Linked DNA regions of Homo sapiens: all the other regions are linked to region 1. Evidence: chromatin loops called from intact Hi-C (ENCODE). Cell type or tissue: endothelial cell of umbilical vein. All regions are shown on one strand.

Region 1 (8,000 bases):
TCAACCAAAAATTATGAGGCACACAAAAGGGCAAGAAAAAAAATTCACTCCTAGAAGATAAAGCCGTAATCAAAGTAAGACTCAGAGATGACACATATAGTGGAACGATCTGACAGGGGATTTAAAAGAACTGTGATTAATATGTTAAGGGCTGTACTGGAAAACAACGCCGGATGAAAGATTGAATGGGTAATCTCCGCAGAGAGATGGAAACTATAAAATAAAAAGTCAAGTGGAAATGATAGAAGTGAAAAACACAGTCACAGATATAGAAGGCTTTCTTTCCACAGGTTCATCACACTGGACACAGTCGAGGAAATAATCAGTGAACATGAAGACAGGTCAGCAGCAATGGCCCACACTGACACACAAAAATACAACTGAGTTCAAAACTGCAAACATTACTGAGTATCCAAAACCTTCAGAGCAATACCAAATTGTCTAACATAGGCATGTTTTGAACCTCAGAAAGAGAAGAGGAAGAGGGCAGAACAAAAGAAATATTTGAATAAATAATAGCCAATAAATTTCCAAAATGACAGACACCAAACCACAGATTCAGAAGATCAGGCAGGGCGCAGTGGCTCACACCTGTAATCCCAGATCTTTGGGAGGCCCAGGCGGGCAAATCACCTGAGGTCTGGAGAAACACCATCTCTACTAAAAATATAAAAATTAGCCGGGCTGTGGTGGCACATGCCTGTAATCCCAACTACTCAGGAGACTGAGGTGGGAGAATCACTTGAACCCAGGAGGCAGAGGTTATAGTGAGCTGAGATGGTGCCACTGCACTCCAGCCTGGGTGACAGAGGGAGACCCTGTCTCAAAAAATAAAAAAAATTAAAAAAAGGAAGATCAGATAGTACCAAGGAGCATAAATATACAAATGAACAAATGAATAAATAAACAAACAACAAAAACCATATGCAACAACTGCTGGAAACAAAAGACATATATTCAAACTGCTGAAAACAAACGACAAAAAGAAATCTTGAAGGCAGCCAGAAAAAAGACATATTCCACAGAGAAGAACAAAGGTAAGCCTTGCAGAAGACTCCTCAGAAACCATGCAAGCCAGCAGGTCATAGAGGGACATCTATAAAGTGCTAAGATGGCTGGGAGAACTGCCATCTTGTGGAACTATCAACATAGAATTCTATTCCCAGCAAAAATATCTTTCAAAAATATAAGAGAAATACTTTCTCATGCAAACAAAACTGACAAAATGTCTTGCCAATAGGCCTACACTCAAGAGCTGTTCAAGAAAGTTCTTCAGGCAGAAGAAAACTTCAGGTCAGAAACTTGAATCTACACAAAGATATAGAGCATTGGGAATGAAATAAATAAATTAAAATCATGTTTAGAAATTTTTAATTGCTCTAAAAGAGCAATTTTCCTCTAAAGCAAGAATAGTAAACAACGGATTGTGTGTTCTTAGCATATGTAAGAATAAATATATGACAATAATAGCACAAAGGAAAGGAAGGAGAAATAATGTTAAAATTCCTCACACTACATATAAAGTGGTATATTATTTAAACGTAATATTATTTAAATTTAATATATATTTAAATTTATATTATTTAAATAATATACCACTTTCTGTGTAGTGTAACAACACCACACATATACCTTTAAAGGCAGATACTGACGAATTAACTTTTATATTCCTAATATAAGAGAATGACTTTTAAATGGCACAAATAATATGTCAGTAGAAGAAATAAAATGGAATAAAGAAGTAGTTCAAAGTGACATCCCCTCAAAGATTATCCTGTTATCCTTCTCTCCACTGCCCTGATCACTTGTCTCCTTCTAGAGACTCTTAAAATATTTGGCATATCATTTTTTATCACACGGAAAGTCGTACAGAATCTTGGCAGCAAGAATGGGCACTGGAGTCAGACCCGGGTTCTGATGCTAGGTCTGCCTCTTATTAGTTGTGAGATGGGTTTCAGTCCACTGAGCCTCAGTTTTCTCATCTGCACAGCAGACTGGTGCCTACCTACCTCAGCAATTTATTGTGAAGATTGAATGAGGTCATCCATGTACATTTTTAGCTCAAGAACCAGAATATTATAAGTACTCATAAATACAGGTTATTTTACTGGTTGCACTTATGAGATTGTTTCAAAATTATTTATTTTTCATTTTTTATTTTTTGAGACAGAGTCTTGCTCTGTTGTCCAGGCTGGAGTGAAGTGGCATAATCATGGCTCACTGCAGCCTCAACCTCCCAGGTTCAAGCGATCATCCCACCTCAGCCTCCAAAGTAGCCTCCCAAGTAGCACCACCACACTTAGCTAATGTTTGAATTTTTTGTAGAGATGGAGTCTCCCTATGTTGTCCAGGGTGGTCTTGAATGCCTGAGCTCAAGCGATCTGCCCACCTCGGCCTCCCAAAGTGCTGGGGTTACAGGTGTGAGCCACCACACTCAGCCCCAAATTATTTTTTATATGTCTGTCTCTCCTGCATCCCCCATTAGAATGCACTGTCATTGGCAGCAGGCACTGGTATTATTTACAGTTTTACTTTTATCTTCTAGAAGATTTGTAGGATCATAGTAGGTATTTCAGTTAATGCTTTTCAGAAAGTGAAACAAGTGACTGAAGGCCTCAGGTATTGTTCCAGTTCATCAAGCGCATAGGCTATAGGAGCTTGGGTTCAATGGAATTTTTCCGATTACTTCATGATTCTCATTTACATGTCACATCTTTGCAATTGCCACTGCTTTTTCTGATAAGACAGGTATTTATCCTCTCTTCCTCCCTGGATGTTTCAAATTTTATAGTAACTATCTCAGTCTCATTCATAGCCTTTCTTCACCTAAGGTAGAAACACCATGGTTTGGACCACTCAAAGTACTTCCAAAACTGCTAGTTCAAGGAAAGAAAGAATGGGAAAATCTGTGACCTTGAAGATCTTGTCCTAAATATGAGCACCTGGTATAGAATTGAAATCTGCAGGTTCCAAATGTACATCCTATAAAACAAGATGCCTACAGCCAGCACAGGAAGGCACATGCCAGTGGTCAGCCTTGCAAGGAAAAGGCTTCCCTGGCGCTTCACCAGATTGAGTTCTCTATTCTGGAAGCACTTTAAGGAGGGCCTTTCAGAGGGCACTCCTAGGTGCTGAATGAGCAAGGTTTTCAAAATTCTTTCAGCAAGTGAGTCTAGAGTTGTCACCTGTCTTGAATTCCTGAAGCCACTCAAGTAGCCTTTGTGCCTTAAGCACACCTTACTTCCCTGCTCCTTAGAAGATTTACCAGCTCTGGCTCTTCAATTCTCTCTATTAATGAAGGCACATCACTGCCCAGAGGGACTGCAACATTTAACCAGTGAGAATTCTCTCTTTCAGCAGAGAATGCTGCAAACTTTTTAAAAAGATGGGCGTTCGTAAATACTTCTTTGATGTGTTAGCGGGATGAATGTGTCTGTGTAGATCTTTGAACAATATAACTAAATTCACATATTTATTATAGTATACTTTGGCATGAGAATTAAGCAAAAATGAAGAAAAAAATTTTAAGTCTTACATGCTAGGCTTGATGTCCCAAATGGGGAGAAAAAGCTGACTCTTACTTTGAAGGCTGAAGGGCAGAGGAGTTACTAGCGTGTATTTCAGCCCCTCCCATGAGATGAACTGCAGTAACTTGCATGGTTTGAGTTAAGGGAAATCATCCTCTTTGTGTGTGGGTGCCGTCCTAGGGAGGAGAAGACAAGAAAGTGGATGTGTTAGGCTGTAAATCTTTAAGGGATGTGTAGGTTCTGTGCAGGCACTTTCCTGCAATTACACAATACAACACTAAGAATGCAGCCACAGGCTGTGGTCACAACGCAGTGAGCTGGCCAGTTGGGTGACATCAGCTTGTCATCACCAGGGTAGATTTACAGCTAGAAGCAGATTGTGGTTTATTCTTCCTGGTTTTGCAAGAGGGATTCTGATGACTAGACAGCACAGAGCAACAAACTCACAGCTCTACTGGCCCTGTGCTAACTCCCCACTGTGAACAGGACAGCAGGCAGCAGCTAGACAGCTGAACAAGATTCATAAGAAGCCAAGAAAATCAAAACATACACCTTGAGAAGCCAGAGGAGGAAATCTAAGTAATCCATAGGCTCAGTCTAAAAGCCTTGCTTCTCCCCGTACTCCCTTCCCCCACCACTATGAGTCAGCATCTCTCTAGAATAATAAAACGCCACCCAACCCCTGCATCCAAGCTAAGAGTTTATTTCTCAAAAAAACAGTTTTCCATCTCGGAAGCTCTCAAATGAATTCAGTCAATATGTGCTGAGTAATTATTACGAGCCTGCCTCTTGTAAGATGTTGTGTAAGGTAGGAAAGAAAGAAATACAGCAGTGGTCTCACCACTGAGGCATTTCCGGTCTTCCTGGGAACACAGACGCACTAGAGGTGTGTGTTCTTTGTTTTCAGGCATAGTGCAGAGCTTGTGAAATTCTTTCCCTGAACCATCCTGGGTGGCAGCTGAGAGTGCAAATGTATCCCTGAAAGCCCAGAAAATGTGTTTTGCCTATGCAGTGGCTGCATGGAACTTCTGCAAACCAGTCTTTACTCCTGAGCCTGTGCAGACTCGAATAGCACTGAGTTCAAGTCAGCCTCTGTAAGTGACTTAGGATATGCTAATGAACAGTCATTGTAAGAGAGCAATATTCAACATTCCGGAGTTTTATTTCATATCTACTCTGTGCCTGACTGTGTTCTGCAAATTGGGGTTCTATCAGTAACCAAAAGAGACAAAGATCTTTTCCTTCAAGGAACTTAATAATAGTGGGAGATACAATAATATAATAAACAATTATAAAGTGTGTTATAAGATGATGACGGCTATGACAAAAAGGTAAAAAGTAGTGCAAGTACTTAAAAGGGTGAAAGGATTGGAAACCTGGGGTGAACGGTGAAGTAGGGTAAAATTACAATATGAAACTGGGTGGGTCAGGGCAAACCTGACTGAAAAGGTGAGATCTGAGCAAAGGCTCAAAAAAGGATCGAGTCCAGTGGATATCAAGGGAGGAACATTTAAAGACAAAGGAAACAGAGCGTGGAGTCTCCAGTGGCAGCACATCTGGCATAGTGGAGGAACTGCAAGTCTACCTGGGTTGGGCATGAGGAAGAACAGAAGAGGAGGTCAGAGCAAGAACGGAGACCAGTTGGTGCTGGGCCAGTGTCATGGGTTTGCCTTTTACTCTGTATGAAGTGGTGAGTCATTACAGGGTTTTGGGCAGAGAAGGTACAAAATATGGCTTGTGATTTGAAAGAAAGACTTCAGAGACGTTTGGTTTCTGCTGTGGCATGTAAAAAGCTTGGAAGTTATTTTTACAAGAAGAAGAAGCTGGATAAACAGAAAACTGATGGCTCGTCTCAACCCATCAGATCACTGATATTGCAGCGGTCACAGAAAACTCTGGACTACGGAGCGACAGGCGCATCCAGAAAGTCACAATGCAGATTAGCTTCTGTGGGGCAAAAGGTGCTGTGGCCATAAACTCCTAGGAACATTTAAATGATAATTTTCATGAAGTTATACAGGCTGAGGGTGGCCTACCATGAGATTAAGAAACTCACAGGCACCACGGTCTTAGGGAAGGGCCTACACTTTCAGGGGTTTTACTTCCAGAAACCCCACTAGGTTCTCATGGTGAAGATCAAGAAACATCCCCTCACGGCTCTGGTAGAAGGTGGGGAAGATTAAACAATGCAAAACACACAGGCTTATCCTCCAGAGCACAGCACTGCACAGGAGCCGATCCCACGTGGGAGAAAGAACTTCCTTCCCTACCAGTTTACTCCAGTTTATCTCACTGGAAAGAGGAAGGGAGGAAGAAACATAGTCATTGGGTGTCAGGGCTTCAGGGAAATAGATTGAGACTACTACAACCAGGGAAGGAAGTCGAGGGCATTAAAAAAAAAAAGTTTACCACTTTGGAAACATTTGTGAAGGTTACAGCCCGGAGACACAGGCCCAATTAAAAACAGATTTAATTGGAAGATAATAGAATGCTCCCCCTACCCCACACCTTACCAGCACACCAACAGGAACTCAATATAATAACACTAGATCCCAGATAATAGCGCTACAAGACATAAACCGTTTCCGAAGAGAAGCTTTAAGGGAAACCGAAAGTCAAGATGAGACAAAAACAAGGACACTAGAAAAATCTAAAGCCTCTGAGACCCACAGCTAAAGGCTAAAGCAACGTTAAACATGGCCTAACTCTTAGAGTAACATAAATTCTCAAATTAAATGCTTTCTTACCTCAGTTCCTGTCACCTGATACAACAGGTTCAACTTTGAACAATAGATTAAGGGCATAGCAAAAGGCAGGAAAAAATGTAGTTTAGAGAACTAAAGGGCCAGCAAGCCTCAGAATCAGAGTCATATATAACATAGATGTTGGAATTATCATACAGGAGATGTATGAGAGTTCTAGTGGAAAATGTAGTTCAAATAATCCATGGCAAAAAGAAAGAAGATAGAGAAAAAACAAACTGAAAACTATAACAACAAAAAAGACAAACATAAACACTACCATATCAATGATTACATTAAATGAAATGGTCTAAATATACTAAAGACAAATATTGGCAGAATGGAATAACAACCATAACTCAACTATATGCTGTCTATGTAATGATATGAACAGTTTGAAAGTAAAAGTATGAGAAAATGTGTATTATGCAAATATCAACCAAAAACAGGAGCAGTGATATCATTATCAAATAAACCTCAGAGAAAGCAAAGAAATTACCAGAAAAGACATTATATAATGATAAAAGCATCAATCCACCAAGATCTAACAATTCTAAATGTATATATAACAAACAATAGAAATGCAAAATATGTGAAGCAGGAACTGATAGAACTGAAAGAAAAAACAGACAAATCACAATTATGATTGGAAACTTCAACACACCACTCTCAACAATTGACAGAATGATTAGACAGAAAAAATAACAATATAGCAGAACTCAACAACATTATAATGCAACAAGATATGATCAACTTTTATTGAATACTCTATCCAAGAACAGGAGAACGCACAGTCTTTTTAAGTGTCCATGGACAGATACAAAGATAGACCATATTCTAGGCTACACACACACAAACACACAGACATTAAAACAAACAAACAAAAAACTCAACAAAATGAAAAGAAATGAAATCATACAGTGTACTCTGACCATAAAGAAATCAACCTAGAAATGAATAATAGAAAGATAACACAAAAATATCCAAACCCTTGGAAAATGACATACTTCTAAATAATCCATGGATCAAAGAGGAAGTCTTAAGGGGAATAAGAAAAATACATTGAATTGAATGAAAATGAATGTATAACACTTCAAAATTTGTGGAGCACAGCTAAAGCAGTGCACAGAAGGAAATTTATAGCACTAAATGCATACATTAGAAAAGAGGAAAAGTCTCAAATTGATAACAACATCCCACCTCAAGAGCCCCCCCAAAAAGAAGAGCAAAATAAATCCCAAGAGAAGAAAGAAAATAATAAAGATAAAAGCAGAAATCTATGAAATTACAAATAAGACAAAAATAAAGAAAATCAATGTAACAAAGAGCTCTTTGAAAAGATAAATAAAATTAAGAAATCTCTAGAAAGACTGACAAAGAAAAACACAAATTAATAATATCAGGAGTGAAGCAGGAGGTATCACTAAGGAAACTGCGTATGTAGAAAGGGCAATAAGGGAATACTATGAACAACAACACATAGTACAACAGAACAATAGTAAATTTGTCAATTTAGAAGAAACAGATCATTTCCAAAACACAGCTATCAGAAAACCCAATATGAAATAGGTAATTTAAATATCCCTACAACTATTATGGAAATTTAACTTATAAATTTAAAAACTCCCTCAAAATGTTCTCCAGACCAGATGGCTTAACTGGAGAATTCTAACAAAGGTTTAAAGAATTAATGCCAATTCCACAAAATCTCTCCAGAAAATAGGAGAGGAAG
Region 2 (8,000 bases), 87 kb before region 1:
CTTCTCTCCCACTCACGGTGATCTGCTGGCCCCATGGTGACGAGTTGGGCCTGTCCACGTGTCTGGCTCATGGAAAGGCAGGGATGTGGCTCAGTATTGAACCCCAGTCCCACTACTCGTGCCTGCAGCAGGCCACCAGACCCTTGACTGAATTAGGATCTCTTCTGTCCAGACTGTATGGCCCAGACTCCAAATCCATGTTCCCCAGAACCTTTGTTCATTCAGTACAAAAAAACAAATTGGGCCATGCAATAAACAGGTCATCAAGCAGAGCTCTGAGGACCCAAAGAGGACTCAGTTGTGGCTTCTCTGTTTAGGGAACTGCCATAGAGTGAAGTAGGAAAGTTTGCAGAGCAAGGGGAGAGGAATGCTGGGCATGGCCCCGGGCTGTCAGCTGGTGAGGAAGAGCTGTTGAGACTGAGGTTGGAAGAGAAGCTGCGGGCATGTGGAAGGGAGAGGAGAGTCCCTGCAGGAGGAGCAAGCAGTGTGCAAGCATGTGGGGCAGGGAGCACAGGTAGTGTGTGCACAGTGTGTACACAAAACAGTGAGAGATGGGGGGGGAGTGGGAAACACAGCCAGTGGCAATACTGGAGGTCTCTGGGTAGCAGATGAAAGAGTCTAGCCTAATTCTTTCTTTTTCTTTCTTTTTTTTTTTTTTTTTTTTGAGACAGAGTCTCGCTCTGTTGCCCAGGCTGGAGTGCAGTGGTGCGATCTTGGCTCACTGCAACTTCCGCCTCCCTGGTTCAAGTGATTCTCCTGCCTCAGCCTCCCGAATAGCTGGGATTACAGGCTTGTGCCACCACATCCAGTTAATTTTGTATTTTTAGTAGAGATGGGGTTTCTCCATGTTGGTCAGGCTGGTCTTGAACTCCCGACCTCAAGTGATCTGCCTGCCTCGGTCTCCCAAAGTGCTGGGATTACAGGCTTGAGCCACTGCGCCGGGATGAGTCTAGCCTAATTCTTGAGGCAACAGGAAGATGTCAACTCCAGGGCTTATCTACGTGGCTGTCTAGACCCACACTGCTGGTCCTCACTGCCCCCTTCCAGCCACTTGCTTCACGGGCCTGTGAGTCCTCTTGCTCAGTCAGCCCCTGGATCTAGCTGTTCCTGCAACCACCCTGTCCTGCCTCCTGAAAACTAAAGGAAATACTCAAGGGACACTCTCCTTGTTGAGGGAGATAACAGAGATGGCTAGTTACCATTTATCATCTGTTTTCTCCTTCTTCTGTGAACACACGATTTCATTCTGGGCTCATGGCTGCCCAAAGTACACTTTCCAGACCCTCTTCCAGGTGGCATGTGACAATGTTCCGGCTGATGGGATACAACAGGAGGATATTGTGGCAGCTTCCTAGAACCTCATTAACAGACTGCTGATGCATGCCCTTGGTCTTCATTTTCTGTGTCCTTTCCTCTATCCCTTTAAGCCTGTAACTTAAATTGTGGAACTCAAATTTTGGAAGCTACCATACCAACCATCATCAAAGTCCAAGAGAAATAAGCTTCTAACATGCATGCCACTCTTATTTCATGGCTCACTGCCAAATCTAACACAACTGGTATATTGAATTTGCTTAGAGTCTAGAAAGAGAAGATAGGCATAACTCCCTGGTATGCTTCCCAAATCTTCCCCCATTTACATTAGGTTGGACAAAACATGTATAGTTTTGTATGAAATTTGAATATAATGTTTTGCATCTCCAGCACACACAAAGACGGTGAGCACAAACGGCTAAATCTGTTGTAAACATGCTGCCACAGAAAAGGGTTTTGCAAACATTTTGTGTAGCAATCACCTAGGGGATGAGATCTAAGAGCTATTTATCCTTCTGACTTTCACAGCCTATCTTCTGCTTCCATGTAGCTTCAGCAGCTATTGTGGATTTCGGGAATCCCCATTACCCAGGCTGGAGTGCAGTGGTGCAATCACAGCTCACTGCAGCCTCAAACTCCTGGGCTCAGGCAAATCTCCTGCCTCAGCCTCCTGAGAAGCTGGAACCACAGGTATGAACCCCATATCTAGCTAATTTTTCAATTTTTTTGTAGAGATGGGGGGTCTTGCTATGTTGCCTAGGCTGGTCTTGAACTTCTGGGCTCAAACAATCCTCCTGCCTTGGCCTCCCAAAGCTCTGGGATTATAGGCGTGAACCACCATGTCTGGATTTATTCCAAATTTCTCAATGCCATTTGTTTGTTAGCTGGTTAAAACTTTAGGTGCCAAGTTATCTTTTCATTCTGTGTTTCTTATTTCTGCTGGACCACCTGTCTCGGCACGCTGGCAGAGGGCCTTGTGGCCTCCGACGGATGAGCTTCCTCTTTTTGAACAGCATTAAGAGGTGACGTTCCTGTGGTCCATCCAGGACTTCCACCATGCCAAGTCCCCCCATACTCCCAGAATAGGACCCACAGCGAAGATTTCCTCTGCCACACGGCTCTCGCCTGCCCCTTCCCCTTCAGAAAACACCTCAGCCCGGATGAACACTACACATCCTCAGTCAGGTGCCACACTTGTTTTCCAGGAGACTTACTCCAAACTGCCATGATTTCTGAGGTTGAATACAATTGGGCAGATGTAGGCACTGAGCAACTGAAAAAATATGTTATTAGTCTCCATGTGAGTTAGGGGGAAAGGCTGTCACAGCCAATTCTGACTGGATGGTTTAGCTACATTTTGAGTTCTCCTTATGAGCTTAAAATATAATTCTGATTCTAAAGTGGACACTGTGCAGAGCATCTAATTTGACCCTTATAACTCAAACATGGAGGCTTAGAAATATTTATAGGGTATTTAAATTTGTCCTCATCATCAGGACAAGCAAATAATGCTGTGGTAGAAGAGACAAAGAAGACCTAGATAAGAAAACAAACTGCTTATTGGTGCCTAAGCTTAGGATATGACCCAGGGCACAAATCTCAGGTTAAATCAAAGCCCTCTAGGATTTTTCCAAAAGCAATGGTTCCCCAGATGGCTGGGTTTCCAATTCGGAAGCTGAGGATGACAGGCTTCAAAATTTAGCTTTCGACAGAGCTCTTTCGGAGCTTCCTGTGCCATCCTAGCATTTCTGCCTTAGGTGTTTGGGAAACAGAGCAATACCTTGATGTAGTAGCGGATGAGGATCCTTCGGAGGTCAAACACCTGCAGCATGGTGGCCGCGTTGTTGTCCAGGATGCTGTAGCCCTCCAGGATGTACTGGGTCTGCGTGATTTCCCAGGTGAGCCAGCGGAGGTGAAAGGCAGCGTTGCAGGACAGCAGGTGAGGCAAGTGGCCTGGTTTGCAGCAGCAGCAGCCTCTGTCCTCCTCGTCGCCCTCCATGATGGCTTCTACCTCCCTCTGCTGGCAGTAGGTTCCTGGCCGAGCACAAACATGAAGGAAGTTTGAAGAGAAGGCATGCTAGAATGTTTGCTTCAACGGATTTCCCCATGCCTTCATCAGAGGGGAAGAGGCTGAAGGGAGTCGAGGAATCAGGAAATTTGTTTGTCCTCAAATAAGTCCCCCAAAGAAGTCACAATTCTCATAATCATGAACTCTTTTATTCACTCACATTCAGTCTGAGTCTCTGTAGAAAATATATTTAAACGATTTAAAAATTTTTATGGAGATATGAGCTAAATGTCAACACAGAAGAACATCATTTCAGTGGGAGGCAGTAGTTGACAAACAGGTTTTGAAAAAGGTAGTACATACTAGCTACTTGACTTTAGTCCATTTATTTAACTGGTCCAGGCTTGTTTCCTCATCTGTAAAACAGGCTATTGTAAGGATGAAATAAAATGGCATATGCAAAGTGATTAGTCACCACGCAAAAATGGTAGTTGTTCCTATTATTTTTACTAGATTGTGAGCTCCCTAAGGGCAGTGCCTGGCAGGTAGAAATTCAGTAAACACACAAACAAATAAATAAACAAACTGATGAGCTAGTGAATACCTTACTTTACTCACCAAATATTGAGTGCATCCAATGCACTGTGAATACAGCAATGAAACAAATATATAAAATCCCTGTCCTTGTATAGCTTATCAGTTCAGGTTAAAGAAGACAGACACAAAAAAATAATAATAAAGCAAAAAAGGTCTGGAATGACAGGGTGGGAATAGCTATTTTAAATAGGGGATCGGAGAAGGTCTCCCTGGGATGTCTGAGTAGAGACCTGAAGGAGGTCGGGGGGAACTCAGCGCAGATAACTGAGAGAAGGGTTTTCCAGGCAGACAGATGACTACGTCCAAGGCCTTGAGGTGGGAACATACTTATTATATGTTCCTAGAGCAGCACGAAAGTCTATAGTGGAGGGCACAAGTGGGAAAGTAGTAGATGAAGCAGAGAGGTAGCCAGGGGCAGATCCAACTTAGAATGAGTTAGAGGAACGGTTGGATGGCTTTAGCTTAAAAGAAACGTGGTCTGACTTATGTCTTAGGAGGACCACTCTGGCTTGCTGCCCAGAGAAAGGACTGTCGAGGGAACAAGAGTGGGAGCCAGGGCATCACTTGTGAAGCTGTTAGTGAACCCAGATGCAAGAGAATGATGACTTGGTCCTGGGTGGCTGGAGGAAGTGGTGAGAAATGATTAGATTCTGGATACATTTGAAAGCAGTCTGATGAGAATTGTTGATGAATTTCAACATGGGGTATTGAAAAGATGAGAAAAGAATGATGCTAAGGTTTCTGTCCTGAGCAGGATGAAGAATGAAATTACTATTTACAGAGGAGAGGAAGATTGCAGGAGGACCAGCCTTTGAGTAGGAGTGAAGGGAAGATCAGGGATTTACTTTTACATATGTTAAGTTTTAAGTGCCTAATATATCAAAATGGAGATGTCAGGGAGGCAGCTGGATTAAGGAATCTGAAGCTCTGGGGACAAGCCCTGGCTGGAGATTTATAAAATCTAGGAGAGTTATTAGCACGTAGGGGCTATTTCAAATCACCTATATGCTAATAAGAGAGTGTACAGAGAGTATGGAGAAGAGGTCTGAGAAGTAAACTCTGAGCATTCCGACATTTAAAGGTTGGACAGGTGAAGAGATCCCAATAAAGTGATAGAGCAGAAATGGCAAGTGAGTTAGAAAGAAAACCAAGTCCCAAAAGACAAGTGAAAAAAGAGTTTAAAGGAAGAGGGAACATCAGTTACATCAAATGATGCTTACAGGTCAAATTACATGAAGAATTAACTGTTAGATTTGGCAATATGGAGGTGTATGTTGATCTTTGCAAGACGGGTTGTGGTGGAATGGTGGGGGAGGGGTAGTCTCATGAGCGTGAATTCAAGAAATAACGGGAGGGGAAAAAGCAGAGACGGTGAATGTAGGCAACAATTTCTGGAAGTTTAAAAAATCTTTTTGACTTTATTATCTTTCTTGGCACCTTATTGCACAGGCTAGGATCTCCTGTACGCTGCTGAGCAGAAGTGGTGAAAATTGGCATCCTTGATTTTTCCAAAGAAGCATCACTTAGTTTCATTATTTTTCCTCCAATGTTTCTCTATTTTCTAGAGAAACCATAGACATCCAACTCTTATCTCTAAAATTTTCTTCCTTTTACTTGCTTTGGATTTATATTCATCAGTTTTTTCTAGTACGAGGTGAAAACTTACGTCAAGGGTCACTAACGTTTTTCTGTAAAGGGCCAGAGAGTAAATATTTTAAGCATTGTGGGCCACATGTGGTCTCTGTTGCAGCTGCCTCTCTTCCTCCTCCTGCTTCTCTTTCTCTTCCCCTTCCCCTCTTCCTTTTAAAAATGTAAAAGCCATTCTAAGCTCATGAACCCTAGTTTGCCAAACGCTGGCTTACATCTCGATTTTAAACCTTTCTTCTTTGCTAATATAAACTTTTACAGCTGCACATTTCTCTCTATGCATTGCTTTAGTTGCATCCCACACATTTTTTATATGCTGCGTTTTGTTTTCATTCAGTTCAGTTATTTTGTGATTAACTTAGTTATTCCTTTCTTGACTCCTGAGTTTAGAAGTGTGTTGCTTATTTTCCAAATATTTGGGAATTTTTATGATGTACATTTTTGTAAGTTTCGAGTTTAATTCCAGTGTTACTGGAGAATGAACACTTATTATTTCAGTCTCTTGAAATTTATTGAGAGCTATTTGATGGCTTAGCACATGGTGTATTTCGGTGACTGTTTCAAATGCTCTTGAAAACATCTGTATTCTGCTGTTGCTACATGAAGTGTTCTGTAAATGTCAATTAGTTTAAAATGGTTGACAGTATCATTCAAATATGCTAGATACTAATATTTTTGTGTGAATTTTCTATCACTTATTGAAGCTATAGTGTTAATGTGTTCAACTATAATTGTAGATTTTTCTGTTTTTACTTTTAATTCAGTCAGTTTTTGCTTCTTATAGTTCTGTTATCAGGTGTATGCACATTTAGGACTGTTATGTCTTCTTGATGAATTAACTCTTTGATTATTATGAAATATACTTCTTTAGTGTGGTGATACACCTCATCTTGAAGTCTGATATTAATAAAGCTAATCCAGGTTTCCTATAATTAGTGTTTGTAAGGAATGCAACTTTCTATCTTTTTATTTTTAAATAGCACAAAACAAATAGGTGTGAGGGTTCCTAAGACTCTCCAGATCTTTATAGTTAAAACATCTCTTGTAAACAGCATGTAGTTAGGACTTGCTTTTTTATCTAGTCTGATGATCTCCAATTTTTAATTATAGTGATTAATCCATTTACATGTAATGTGGTTATTTATAGGACTGGGTGAAAGTCTACTATTTTCCTATTTGTTTTTATTTATCCAACTTTTTAAATTTGTATTCTTTCCAGTCCTTTTTTTTTTTTTTTTTGAGATGGAGTCTCACTCTGTCGCCCATGCTGGAGTGCAATGGTGTGATCTCAGCTCACTGCAACCTCTGCTTCCCGGGTTCAAGCCATTCTCCTGCCTCAGCCTCCTGAGTAGCTGGGATTACAGGTGCCTGCCACCAGGTCCCGCTAATTTTTCATATTTTTAGTAGAGATGGGGTTTCACCATATTGGCCAGGCTGGTCTTGAACTCCTGACCTTGTGATCCACCCACCTTGGCCTCCCAAAGTGCTGGGGTTACAGGTGTGAGCCACCGTGCCTGGCCCAGTCATTATTTTTTAATTGAGCAACTTTTGGTATTTTATTTTTTATTCTCAATCAGCTTTTTAGCCATACCTCTTTTATTTTTTCAGTTTCTCTAAGGGTTATAATCTGTGTGCTTTATCTTATCACAATCTACTATGAATCAATTTCATATGAGTCCTCCAATGATATAAGACATTACAATGGAATATTTATCCTCTCATGTTATTTGTATTATTGTTGTCAAACGTTTTACTTCAATATGTAATTTAAACCCAAATATACATTCTTATAATTTTTTGCTTAAACAATCAATTCTAAAAGATTTTAAAAAGAAAAAAATCTTTGCTCACATATTTGCCATTTCTCACAATCTTCATTCTTTTGTGTAGAGTCGATTTTTCATCTAATATTGTTTTTTAGCCTGAAGAATGCCTTTTAAAGTTTCTTATAGTGCAGGTCAGTTGGTGATTATCTTAGCTTTTTTAATCTGAAAATATATCTTAATTTTGACTTTATTCTTGAAGAATATTTTTCCTAGATGTAGAATTATGAGTTGATAGTTTTTGTTTTTGATTTTTCTTTATGCACTTAAAAATATTATTCCATTGTTTTCTGGCTTGTATGATTTCTTTTGATAAGTCAGAGATAATTCACACTGTTGGTTCTCTCTATATAATGCAAATGTGTTTTTAAACTCTCTCATGCTCTTGGTAAGATGACGATTACAAATCTCACATGTGCTTATAATTTTTCTTTACCTTTAATTTTCAGAAATTTGATTATTACACATTTAGGTTTGGTTTTCTTTGTGTTTGTCTTGCTTGGGATGTGTTGAGGGCCTGGGATCTGTGGATCGATATTTTTCATCAGTTAAAAAAAATCTGGATAATATGTCTTCAGTTGCTTTTCCACCCCTATTTCACACTTCTCCAT
Region 3 (8,000 bases), 300 kb before region 1:
CCAGATAGATCAAAATAGTATGCACAATTCTGAAATTACAAAGAGAGCTCAAGACATCTCTGTTAAAACAAGAAGTAGTTGGAAATCTTTAGAAAAAAGCCAGTCACCACAAACATCCCAGGTGAGTTCTTACCTGCCTTCAAATGTGTCCGAACTTAATGTCCTGGATAGCAGTACATCAGATCACTTTGAAGAAGGCAATGATGATGTTGGTTCACTAAATATTTCCAAGCAATGCAAAGATATTTGTGAATTAGTAATAAATAAACTTCCAGGATACACAATGTAAAAATACATGCTTTTAAAAAACTTTCAAGGACCTATGTGTACTGTTAGTGAAAAAAATTTTAAAGCTGTTTTAGTTCATGAATTATGTGAATAATTTTTTAAAGAAATATGAATTAACGTTATTCCTTTGATGTTTAAATGGTATTTTACCATTAAATCTGATAATATTGATTATTAAATCATATAAACAGATTTCTTTTTAAATTGTTTAATCATAAGAATAAAAGTGTGTCTTTCTAAATTGTCTCTCTTAAAGTGTCTAGTCTACAGTATTGATCATTCTAAAGCTGACTTCATGCACACCACTGAAAAAGAAGGCTAGTTAGTAAGGACAGCCTCAAATTTTAATTGGAACAAATTATTTAACAAATATAGAAGACTTACTGTGTTAGATGCAGAAAGGTGCAGAATCTATTTATGATAGAGCCCTGCTGTTTTAAAAGCTTACAGTTGTATGTAGATAAGAAGTCTTCCTTGACATATACATATCCCATATCCCCAATAGGTGAAGTTGCTTTTATATGCTCTCATAGTGCCCTGCACCTTTTGTTTATAAGCCACAATTTGTGTGATTACTTGATTAAAGTTTATCTTCCACTAGGCTTCAGTTGTGTGATGGGATCATATTTGTTTTACACATCAGTGCATTTTTGTATCTAGCACAATTCCTGGCATGTGGCTGCAGTGCAATAAAAACATTTGTTGAAAAAAACGAAGCCCAGGCATTTAAAATACCTAATGGGAGGGTTTAGAATTAAGCAGCAAAAATAAGCAGATTCCCTAAAATAAACCTGCAGAAAATCCTTATTGGAAATATATTTGACTGTAATATTTCTGTTTTGCTTGGTATAAATAGCCTTCAGGTGTTCTCTGAAATATTTGGAAAGGGAAACTTAAGAAGGTATCTTTTATACAGTTTCTGATATAGGAGTTCAGTTTCTTGTCATTTCAGTTTGTTCAATGGTTATTTTTAGTGTATGGAACTTTGTTTTTATGAAATCCAGTGATAATTTATAATTTATTCCATTGGTTTTATATTTAGACTTTATTCTGTGTTCAAATATTTACATATATTTTCTTCTAGCTGTGTTATACTTTAATTTTTAGACTTTTTAATATATCTAACGTTTTTGAATGTATGAAGTGAGGTTCTAATTTCCTTTCTTTAAAGGTAATTAATTATATAGGTATTCTGAATGATCATAATACTAGAATATAGATAGATGGTAAAAAGAGAGAAGAGGATGTTACATTTTGGGGAGCAATATGAATAAAAGAGTGATGGGAATGAGCCTGATATATTTATGGGACAATTTAAAATATTATCTTGAATAGAATGATCCACTCATGCTACAGAGTGGTAGAAAGGACATTTGTTGAGTAAGGAAAATGCCAGATTACAGAGAGCCTCAAATGCTAAGTATAATAATAGAATTCTAAGCAATAGGAATAACAGATTATTTTAGGTTATAAATGAGCACTAGTAAGTAGTCATGACATTTTGAATATTTTAAATTATTGAAAATAATAAGCAGAGAAATTATATCAGTTAAAGTTTTGAGATATGAAAGGTTTCTGTGGCTAGTGGCTATGATCTTAATTTTTCTAAAATATAAAGCATATAGTATAACATTTCACAAAATCAAAATATTGTAATGCCAGGTATTGTAACTAGATGTTTAATGATGTGAACTGTGTAAATTGTTTAATAGCAATTTGTCATTACTATGGAAGAGACAATAAAAATATAAGCAATATCAGAATCATCAAAGAAATAATTCCTTATAAACCAACGTTTTATTTGGTAGAGAGTAAGTCATTGTCTGTGGTAAGAATAGGTAAAATGATTAATTTAGCAAGTCTAAGGTACAACAAGACCAAAAAACTAATGCACTTTAAATTACAAAGCTGAGTAGCTGAATCCGCTTCTCTTTGAGTTAATCCATGAATACTTATTTCTAGAATTGTGATAATTGTTTCTTCTAGTCTAATTCTAGTGAAAATATCTGTTTTCATGTATTTAGTCCTTCCTATTACATTCTACAAATTCTACTCCATGTTTTAATTCTACAATCTATAAGCTTATTTTAAAAGAATTTTGTAATAGATACTATTCATGGAGCCTTATTTATCTCCTTAGTTGCTTAAAATTATTGAAACATGAAATAGTATTTCAAGTCACAAATAAGGGAGACTGTCATTTCATTGTAAAACCAAGCTATTGCAAACCTTCCAAAAGGTCTTCTGAATATCATGGGTGTCTAAACTGCTATGGACAAAGCTGAGTGGGAGAGGGTCTAAAATGCAAAGTGAGCCACAGAAAAGATGTTAAGACCTACCTCTATGTAATGTTGAATGTTTACAGCTTAGGAACCAACCACCAATAATAAGTCCTCTGAACTGTTCCCATAAACATTTGCAGAGGGCTGTGCAGATGCATACAGTACGCTGGGTTTTTTCCCTTCACTTACAATGCATGCTATTGATGACATTTTCAGATGCAAAGAACAATGATATTAAACTTCTATCATGCAATTATTATGGCTTTCTGCTGAGAGCCACTCCTTTACATGTCAATTAATTTAGATTTTTCTTCATGTACAAGCAGTGAATTTAGTATGGAATTACATTTAGGAACCAGACTTTTATTGGTAGCAAAATATAGGTCAAGACTGTTAATTAAAAAACCCAGCTTTTAAATTACCACACTTGTTGGCAAGGCAGATAAATTTCATAACAAAGCAACATATAAATAATATTTAAATTTCCTGCATCAAACTGTCCTTGGGCCTAGAGAAAGACATTCTTCAGTCGGTTTATGTTTTAATTTAGATTTAAATATTTAGGGAGTTGTACAGAATGACAATATATAGGCCAAAACTTGCTGAGTCATTCTTTTCTTATTTTTAACCTAAAACAATACAAGGAAAACTTCATTTGGTCAAGGACCAAGGCTTTCTTAAGTGATTTTCTCTGGAGACCTAACTGTCATGCCTGGAAGTAACAGACTTCAGGAGGATCTTCATTAGCTTGGAGTGCCAAGCCTTAGTGTTAGAAGTATTTCGTTGTTTTTAAAAACTCTTCTCAGATCTCTGTTATACTGAACTATAATAATTCTAGAAAAAAATTAGAAAACTTAGATAAGAGGTTTTGCTTCAAAATTGTGTACTAAGGAAAGGTTATAGTGTTTTCCTTCCAAAATTCCACGGAAATGACAGACATAAAAATATGAATGCACCCGAAGTAGCCTTGGAAAACAAGGAAAATGCTGGTGGTGGACAAGACACCCAGTTTGAGGAACTTCTGGAAGACACAAAGCAGTTGAGATTATGTTGATGAAAAAATTGGTTACAAATCCACTCTTCAACACAGCCCCATGAGAATGCTTCTGGAGAAATGAGAAGATGGTATTTTCCAACAGAGCCCCAGAAAAAGTTCAAGCTGGTCGGCAGGGCTTGGGCATAGGAGCAGGTTAAGGGACAACTGAGGGAAAAGCAGAACCCTGAGGACAGGCAAGAAGCTGGGGTGGGCTCAAGGTTACCTACTAGAATAGGTATTGGGACCAAGGAGAAAAACTATTTTTCACCTTTGACACCAAAACATATATTCAAACTGTCTCAATGTTATTGGAGCGACTACTAACCCTAGTGGCAAATTAAAATGGTATAAACCTGGTCATTGGAGACAGACAAATGGCGTTTGCATCCTTGATTATTTTACTCCTTGGAGACTTTCTTCATTATAGAATTGGTTTCAGGATTGAGTCAAATAACATATATAGCATATATGACAATGAGTGTGAGTGAGTGTTAGGTGATGTATTTAATGATATTACAAAGAATGCACCGTGGTATCTGTATTCCAGCCTAGGGGGATGCATTTTCAATTAAAACTTCAGTCAAGAAATCAAGTCTTTCTTCCAGAAAGTTTAAACAACTTTCCTATAGCATAGCAAGGCAAAAGAAGTCCATGGTGATAAAAGAGTCAGCACAGACTTCTGGCCAGGCAAGAAGACTTTAGGTCACAGAGCACAGCCACAAAACCAAGCAGAAGAAGGAGCCCTTCTCAGAGTACTAAGCAAAATGGGGCATCTAGCTTTGTGCAGAGTACTTAGGAGAGGGGACTACAAAATGTCCTTACTATACAGAAAGAAAGGAAACACTGATCCAGGTCCCCAGTAAAGACAAAATTTTCTAAAAGAGCAAGAAAGTGGTGTATCAGTGCTGGGAAGCATACGTTTCCCTGCAAATCTAGGTAAGTAGCCCCTCCTATATGAGGTTGTTTTAAAACCTCCTAAACAATTTTTTTTTCCTGTTTATATATAGTCCATGTTTTTTCATAGTAGGTACACAAAAAATGTTTATTCTTTCCTTTGAATACCTTGAGGTCTGGGGTGGGGATGGGGTGAGTGGGGAAGGAGCTGTCATAATGCATCATAATAAAATAGGTAGAAACTTACAGAACGAGTTGGGAAGGGATGAGACTTAGCTTTCAGGCCAGATACTGTAACTGAGTAGTAGAGCCCTTGGTAGCAGAAATCCATGAAAAGATTTGGGTTTTAAATTGAAAGGAAGTTTGTGTTTTACAGGAACAGGGCAGCACAGGAGATTAGATGAGCTCCTGAGCAATAGTGAGACAAGGTAACAGCTGAAGGTCATACTCAGAAAGAACATAGAAGAGAAGAGGTCCATGAGTCAGTAAGTCGGTGACTGCAGGATCAGAAACCTATACTTATAGCTTGACTATTTAGGATACTCTATGTTATGTCCCTTTCTATGTGCTTCTTGTTTTTAATATCGTTCTTTTTGAAGGATCTTCTAGTTGATCCATACAAGCAGTAGGAAATGACTTTGGTTGTGGCTATAATTGAGCAGAAATCCTAAAGGGAGAGCAGCATATCCCTAGAGTCTACATTATCAAAAGACTGAGAAAAAATATATAGGGCCTTTTAGAAAGTCCCTTCTTTTTACCCAAAGATTTCTCGTTCAGCTCTTCTTTACTGAAGACCTTGGAGCACTTCACAATTTGTTTTATTAAGGGAAGCTGTTCAATCACAGAGAGTCTCACACCCATCAGCTGCCTTGAGTACTGTATCTCATTACTAACAATTTCAGCGTCAACCTTGTGGAGTGAATTGGGACTGAATTCTGGACTCAGAATGACGTAACAAATAGTGGATTGCTTTAGATACAGAGGAGTCTATTTTCAAAAGAGTTGGCCTGAAAATTGTTTCTTGCATATCCAACATTTTTAAGACTATTTCCAAGTACTTTGGGATAGTGTTTATTAACCTGAGGGAAAAGATCTTTGTAATCGCCTGAGAAAGTCCAGCATGGGCGACAAAAGCGAGACTCCATCTCAAAAAAAAAAAAAAAAAAAAAAAGTCCTGAGTAGGAACATGCACGCCTCTTGTTAGCAAAGTACTCTGTATCCCTGATATTCTCTGTAATAGCCAGAAGCCAAGTATGTCGGAGGGCAGAACTTATATTTTCAGGGGAAACTTCCTTCCATTCTAGTGCTTCTTTTCTACAGTGATTTCTTGGTGCCCTCTTCCTACCTCACTGATCACAGTGTGAGTTCCTACTGTCAACCTCTAAAAACCAGTGTGAGAGGCAGGATCTTACTAAAATTATGGCTTCATTTTTCATTGGCAAATAGGATTGTTAATAATTTGTTGATGTGTTGTTGTCATTAATTTTAACACTAACGTCTTCTTATACTGAATAGCACTTTACAGCTTATGAAGGACTTCCACTGTTTCACTTCATCTTTACCAGAACCCTGTGAGCTAAGTATTAATATAGATGAGGAAACAGGCTGTTTTCCATATTCATTGCCTTTCTCACTTTCATAGAGAAACTGAAAGACTTTCAGCATAAATCTCAGAAAAATAATGTTTCTTCAATCCTTATAATATCATTTCCAGAATCAGAGTCTATCATTAGATTAAATTCCAGTTTATTTTATTTTGTTGTGGTAAGAACACTTAATATGAGATCTACGCTTCTAGCAAATTTTTAAGCATACAATTCATTCTTGTTGACTGTGGGCACAGTGTTGCACAGCAGCTCTCTAGAGCTTATTAACCTTGCTTGACTGACACTTTATGCCCAATGATTAATAATTTCCCATATCCCCCTCATCTCAGCCCCTGACAACCACCATTCCATCCTTTGATTTTACACATCTGACTATTTTAGATACCTTGAGCAGAGGACCTACCTAAGCAATGCCTGGACTCCTGACTCATGAACACTATCAGAAAACATGGCTGTTGTTTTAAGCTGCTAATTTGTTATGCAGCAACGGAAAAATAATGCAAGTGGCCATTGAAAAACACCATGGCAAATCAAGAGGGGGAGACTTTGAAAGAAAGGAAAAAGCTTTATATTTTAGATACTTTAAGAAAGATCTATTTTTATTCCTTTTTTGAGCAATAAGACCTACATTTTCATTTTTGACAGAGTGCCACAAATTGTATAGCTGGCCCTGGTTGTTACTCCAAGCTGGTAGAGGCAAATCCAATTGCTTACATGTTTTCCATTGTGTTATCCAAGTACATATAGTATTTGGCACTACCTTTGTGGACATAGTTATGTGTATCATACTGGAGCATTCTCTGTTGGGGGTTACACATTTTCTCTTCAGAATCTAGAACATTATCTTTAAAATTTTAATTTTACAGTCTGAACTAAAATGCCTACATTTCACACTACTGACAAATTTGGCTTCTAACACTTGTATACAGGATTACTCATAGCAACTCTTAGGAGGTAGAGCTAATGTGATTCTGCATACAGTATTTTCAGTATGTAACATGAAATTATTGAACAATACATAATCATTTATTAACTGTCTCTGTTCTTGTCAGTTACGGTGATTTCCAAGGATTTTTATAAAGATTGGCTTTCTTTTTTTTTTTTTTTTTTGAGACACAGTCTCACTCTGTTGCCCAGGCTGGAGTGCAGTGGCACAATCTCGGCTCACTGCAAGCTCTGCCTCCCGGATTCATGCCATTCTCCTACCTCAGTCTCCTGAGTAGCTGGGACTACAGGCGCCCGCCACGACACCCTACTAATTTTTTGTATTTTTAGTAAAGATGAGGTTTCACCATGTTAGCCAGGATGGTCTCGATCTCCTGACCTTGTCATCCACCCGCCTTGGCCTCCCAAAGGACTTTCTTAATAACGTTTCTTTAGCACTAGTTGCAGACTTCTATAGTAGTGCTATGCCCTTCAAATGGGTTGTTTTGCCGATGTTCTTGGGATATGTAAGTGTAACCAGTATGGCCCCCTGCACTAGTGTGGGGTATAAATATAACAATCCCCCTTTTACATTCCAGTGGATTATTCTAGCTCCATATATTTATGTTAGCAGGAAATCCAGCACCAAGCTTTTATGAACTCCATCATCCTAAATGGTCCAAGATCCTGAGAAGCTTACTTGGCCTTATTTGCATGGTTGCTCTTGACAAATGCCAGGCCATGTTGCCCACCAACTAGACTTGGTTTTCAACTGCTGTGGCTTCTATTGCTGTGACACAGTGTTGCACCTAAAGACCGGTTGCCTCTCTGGTTCTGATCGCCACACAGATCTCCAAGGTACAAGTGATTATGGTTTTTACTCACGAGCTAACATTTATGGGGTGGCTGGGTCTGAAGTTGTCTTAAAGGCCTTCCTCATCACGATCTATATATTCTGTGTGGAACAAG

The links. Hi-C counts contacts between places; a loop is a spot of excess contacts. Peaks named below come from ENCODE experiments on the same cell type or tissue, not always from the same donor. Only the 100,000 strongest peaks of a DNase experiment are listed, where the experiment ranks them.
Region 2: it touches region 1 in a loop (4-fold over the local background); 3 of 110 quality-filtered maps call a loop at or near these places.
Region 3: a loop joins it to region 1, with 2.7 times the contacts of the local background. A loop is called at or near these places in 2 of 110 quality-filtered maps.

The regions. Positions count from the first base shown.
Region 1 is chr1:233,109,264-233,117,263 of GRCh38, forward strand. All of the region lies in intron 21 of PCNX2 (pecanex 2), which reads right to left. Among named protein-coding and RNA genes, the nearest start is that of NTPCR, 160 kb to the left of the region's middle. RefSeq lists an enhancer at 5,339-6,538. In endothelial cell of umbilical vein, no CTCF peak of the experiment used is centred here; DNase peaks (open chromatin) are centred at 3,878 and 4,338; H3K27ac peaks cover 3,488 bases.
Region 2 is chr1:233,022,052-233,030,051 of GRCh38, forward strand. It overlaps PCNX2 (pecanex 2), which reads right to left. Exons shown (of 34, transcript NM_014801.4): 26 at 3,095-3,348. Among named protein-coding and RNA genes, the nearest start is that of NTPCR, 75 kb to the left of the region's middle. In endothelial cell of umbilical vein, a CTCF peak has its summit at 3,375 (motif pointing left); a DNase peak (open chromatin) is centred at 3,340.
Region 3 is chr1:232,807,879-232,815,878 of GRCh38, forward strand. MAP10 (microtubule associated protein 10) reads left to right here. Exons shown (of 1, transcript NM_019090.3): 1 at 1-2,051. The coding sequence ends at 289. It overlaps LOC101927711 (a long non-coding RNA gene), which reads left to right and starts at 7,451. Exons shown (of 6, transcript XR_949278.3): 1 at 7,451-7,889. In endothelial cell of umbilical vein, no CTCF peak of the experiment used is centred here; no DNase peak of the experiment used is centred here.